2 separate regions of the Mus musculus genome follow, and region 1 is linked to region 2. Evidence: chromatin loops called from intact Hi-C (ENCODE). Cell type or tissue: gastrocnemius. All regions are shown on one strand. Region 1 overlaps Gm52427 (a long non-coding RNA gene). Region 2 overlaps Bcor (BCL6 interacting corepressor).

Region 1 (2,500 bases), 180 kb before region 2:
CTTCATGCCACCTTACCATGTGTTCCACCTGCGTCCATTTAAAACCAGGTCTAGGGGGAGGTAGGAATAAGAGAAAACCTTTGCAAAAAAAAACTTGGTCTGGTGTTCATGCCTCTACTCCCAGCACTGGGGAGGCTGAGGCAGGAGAATAGCAAGTTTGAGGCCAGCCTGGGCTGGAAAGCTAGCTCTCAAAACATGATACTTAGAAGCAACAGACAAGAGCTGGCTTAGAAACACAATTTTCTGTATGGTGTAGCTCAGTCTCCTCCAGCCTGACTTTACAGTTTGAATCAACAAAGTGCAAAGCTCACTGGCTAAGTGAATACCAGCAGTCACTGGCACTGGGGCGTATCTCCTTCTCTGAGAGGGGAAAACCCGCCCCATCCTCTGGGTCATCTTTGTTGGAGCTCTTAGCAAATGTATCACACACAGATGTCATGGAAAGACGAAGCCGAGGCCACAGCCAGTATTGTCACACTGTACGGCACTGGCTAAAAGCCACTCAATTCTCTGCCTACCACCTTACCTTTAACACAACCAGTCAAATCCTAACACTATGACAAGCAGGCTAGTGTCCTCCTTGATGTCCTAGAATGGTGCCCTTCCTGTCCTGGGTGGGCCAGCACGCCTCAGCTCTCCAAGATCACCTATAGAGGAAAGAGAATAGGAAACTGTGAGATCAAGCAGGGTAGACCAACTGTTTTCGAAAGCTCTGTGAGCCACAGAGTAGTCCTCACAGAAGAAAGGCCCCTACATACTGATTCCAAGTGCCACAGGTAAAATAAATCTTTCTGGCTTTCCCCCATAAGCTTTTAGGAGCCCAAAGGCTAATTGTCAAACTAATGTAAGGTTCTAGATTCTTAGAGAAAGCCAGAAAGGAGCCCAAGGTAAGTGTCACACCCAGTTATCCTTGAGCAACGTATCCAAAAGGGTTGTTTACTGCTGTCCCACCAGCACGTGAACCACCTTGGGCTGTCACTCACCAGAGAAGCCCTCTCTGACCCCAGGAGAACTACAAAACAAAGCCAAGGCCTCCTCCCAGTCTTCCAGGCTCCTGAGTGTTGTTTTTGGCTCCCACAGGACATCTGAAACGTGGTGGCCAGTGTGGGGGGCTAGGGCACCTTTCTCCATGCTTATTAAAAATCTTTTGTGTGGCACAGAATAAATCCACTTTATTGGGCTTGCTTGGCCAGCACTTAACTTCTTCATCCCTCATGATCTGTAACACTTTCGTTCCTGCCTGAGACCAAAAACCTTCCTCACCCTTTGGCTCTGGACTTCCTTTATGAGGCCATCATAATTAGAGAGTGGCCCAACCTGGTGGCCCAAGGTGCCTCCTCCTTCTCTCCACAGCCCTGCCGGGCCTCAAAGGACTCACACCTAGTGCCAGGCTGGAAGATCAGTCTGGAAGGAAAGCCAGTTGTCAAACAAATCATCGTTCCGGGAACACAAAGCCACAGGGACCCTCAGGGTGCTGCTGACACTCAGGCAGGCAGCATCAGAGAGTCTTGTCTCCTGTGTGGCACCAAAGTCCCAAGTTTGAAGACAGAAAGCTGGCTGCTGGCCAGCAACTGTAGCAGACACCTTATCTAAACAAAGGGAGGGGGCAAGGAGTGAGGGAGGGAGTGGGTGGACTCTGCGTGGGTGGTTTCCTGTTGCTTTTTTTTCTTTGATAGCCTTGGGTCTCTGTCTCTCCTCCTCCTCCTCCTCCTCCTCCTCCTCCTCCTCCTCCTCCTCCTCCTCCTCCTCCTTTTCTTCTAATCTATTCAGTTTTGTAGTATTCAACAACCAGGCGCTTGCCAAAACCTGGCAGTGATACCCACCCAGCCATTTCCAGTCCAAACGGCTCCTGTCAACTTTTATGACCCTGCGCTAAAACTCCAGGCATGTCTCTTATTTACCCAGGCTGTCTGGCCTTCCATTTTTCACGTGTGTGTTACCCCTGCAGTTGCTTCAACTTCCCTCTGGCCCTTAAAATGCCAGTAAACGCCCAGTCCAATTTAAGCTGGGAGGTGTGGAGTATTTCATCTCTTCGGGCGCCTGCACTGCTTAATGTCATTTTTGTCTCTGTTCGGCTTGGGACGCGAAGGAAGAGGACGACTACTGCATTGGGGAAAATTGCTCTTTCGCTGGAAACCATTGTTACTAATAATAGCCTCACCCATCAAAGAGCTAGCATGGCCCCTGCCTGCAGGGGTGGGGTGCACACATACCTGACTCAAAGGAGACATGGCTGGCCTAGGTCAGTGGGTGAGGGCCACAGCCATAGCCACTCCATGCCTTGGAACTGTGCTTACATTCTGGCCTTTCATTCTTTTAATCCTTTACACAAACACTGTGTGCATAAGCCAGCATCTCTCTCTCTCTCTCTCTCTCTCTCTCTCTCTCTCTCTCTCTCTCTCTCTCGTGTGTGTGTGTGTGTGTGTGTGTGTGTGTGTGTGTGTGTGTGCGCGCACGCGCAAGCGCATTGTGTCTTTGAAATCATCCCAGCAAAAGGAGG
Region 2 (2,500 bases):
GCGCAACATGCAAGGGTCCTGAAATCTGCATGCACGCTTCTTGTAGACTGTGCAGAGCCTGGACGTCCTGGGAAGGCTGGGGGGCTGGGATGGGCAGGAGAGCCAGATTCATGGTCTTTACAAGGAACAATAAGAATTCCAGGTCTGCTACTCAGCCTTGGAACTCAAAGCACCCCAAAACAAAGCCATATAGATGGGGACCCACGAATTTTTGTGGCTGTTCAGAGCTTAATTACTCTTTCTTGATCCATGGGACTAGACACGACACCGCCAAGGTTAAAATGCCCCAACAGCGCCAAGCAGATGTGAGCGAGCTGGCAGACGCGCAAATGAGGCCTGCCTGAGAGCACGATACCAAGTGACTAATACATTGCATATCGTTGAAAGAAAATTATTTTTCTCTAATTTGCATTTGCTTGGGGGGAAAAAAAGCCAACAGAGTCCCTCCTTACAAGCATGAGTCTAATCCTGGAAATACAGCCCGGCTGCTTTAAGGGAGCTGGAAGGAAGGAAAGACTGCCAGTGTTTTGGCGTTACAGGCTTGTTTATCTTTCCGCCTTTCCTCCAAGGCGAAACTCGTTTTGCAAGCAACATTCCTACAGAAAATGGCACACGTCATAAAAAGAGACCAATTTATAGAACTGGCACCGAAGTTCATGTATCACTCCAGAAGCATCTCCCAGCTCCCCGAGGGGAATATGTAGAAAGAAGTCCTACCTGGGGGGTGGGGAGTTTCTAGACTCAGACAGCCTGTCGGCTGGCCACACAAGGGCCAAAGTAACCCAGAAGGAGGCTGTAGAATTAAGTCAGCCTGAAAAGGTTTTCCATAGCCCGGGAACAGCCTTTCTATATCCTGGGAAGGCTCCTTTCGACCTCGGGACTCCTGAGGAGTTGGGGTGACCCTTTCCTCCCAGCTTGCCCCAGGCCACCCAAGAGACTGACCCAAGTTCTAGACTATATCTATGCATCCTATGCGATGCATCACCAGGATTGGACAGAGTGCTGGTCCTCACCATCACCTTTCTCCTGCTCTCCTATCACAGCACCCTAGTGCCCAGCGGGTGGTGCCTCTTCTACCAGGCCTTTGGAGGCTGTAGCTGAAGGCCGGTGTGCTCTGCCAGGGGGAGCTTATGAGACCGTGTGGCTCCAAGTCAACCTGCACCCCTTTCCCGGAAAATGCAAACGCCTTTGGATCCTGAACCCACACACTTGCATTTCCACCCTGAAGAACAGTGGCCAGAACACAGCCGCGCCTCTCTCTAACTTATCTGAATAGAGCCATTGCAAAGGAAGAACAGCCTTCAGAGCCTGCGGGATCCCCAGAAGGCCTTCACTTAATTCTTCCCGACAAGCTTTATTTGGGGCTGCTGGTTGTTTTCCCGAATCTTGCAAACTCTGCCGCAAGCAGCTGAGGACCCAGGTTCATGGATCTTGGCCAAACCCCTCTAGACAGTGACACTCCGGGCCCCACCCCCACCTTCCCCAGGCCTTCTCCTGACACCTCGGTCTAACAAGATCCCTCAACCACAACATATAAACCCTCCCACACCCCTACCCCACCCTTTGGGCAGTCCTTAAGGTGCATGCTGGGGATGTGACTGGTGACGGGATGTGACCCAGCTTTCTCTCATCCGAAAGCGCCAGCCACAAAGTGGTGGCCACCTCTGCAGCTCCTCCACGGGGCCTGCCTGCATAGTGCGCGCTTTGTGTGAGTGCTGAGGAGGCGCAGCGCGGCTCGCGCGCCAACAGCTGTCACATTATTTGCACTCGCTGTAAACAGCCTTCACATTCCCCCCTTACCACATAGTTAAAGCCAGACTAACAATCCACAGTTAGAGATCAAACCAACAACAGCAGCATTGTGTCTGCCTTCGCCTTCGCACCAAGACCAGCAGCTGGCAGCTTTCTCCGGAACAAGGGACCCTGGCTCCCCCCCACACCCCACCCCTCCGGGCTCTATCCAAGGCCAGCCAAGGAAGCGTGCGTTTCTCGGTGCAGTTTGTTAAGCCCAAGAGCACCGCCATTTCGCAGTGATTTCGCTGTGGTTTATCAGCCCTCTCCCAGAGTTTGTGCCTCTGGTAGAGTCTGGAGGCGCTGGATGGGAAGAGATGGCTGCTCACGCTACTTGGCCACTGGACAAAGTGGGTAGGCTGGGGCTGTGATAGAGAGGCCTGCAGCCCCCCGAGGTTGTCACAGAGGCTGGACATGTCTGCAGTTCTGTGCAGGGCCACAGAGGTCCGCCTCTGGTCTTTCAGAAATTGCCCAACTCATTGAATACTTACTGGTCGCCCCACTGATCAAAATGTCTCCTTTATGCTTTTTGGTTAAGTTGAACATTTCCATAATCGTCATTATTAGCGCAAATTACACGCCTAATCGGTCCTTAAATAGATTTTAATTAAATAATCATACAAGGCTCATTTTATGACTTAAGAAAGGCATTACTTTTCGTTAGAAACTTTCCACCAGGATATAGAATAACGACAGACAAATACTCATT

The links. Hi-C counts contacts between places; a loop is a spot of excess contacts. Peaks named below come from ENCODE experiments on the same cell type or tissue, not always from the same donor. Only the 100,000 strongest peaks of a DNase experiment are listed, where the experiment ranks them.
Region 1: a loop joins it to region 2, with 2.2 times the contacts of the local background. A loop is called at or near these places in 2 of 42 quality-filtered maps.

Annotation. Positions count from the first base shown.
Region 1 is chrX:11,892,220-11,894,719 of GRCm38, forward strand. Gm52427 (a long non-coding RNA gene) reads right to left here. Exons shown (of 3, transcript XR_003953078.1): 2 at 527-647. Among named protein-coding and RNA genes, the nearest start is that of Gm52427, 1.8 kb to the right of the region's middle. In gastrocnemius, no CTCF peak of the experiment used is centred here; a DNase peak (open chromatin) is centred at 1,534.
Region 2 is chrX:12,067,721-12,070,220 of GRCm38, forward strand. All of the region lies in intron 1 of Bcor (BCL6 interacting corepressor), which reads right to left. Among named protein-coding and RNA genes, the nearest start is that of Bcor, 12 kb to the right of the region's middle. In gastrocnemius, no CTCF peak of the experiment used is centred here; DNase peaks (open chromatin) are centred at 1,091, 1,460, 1,742 and 1,929.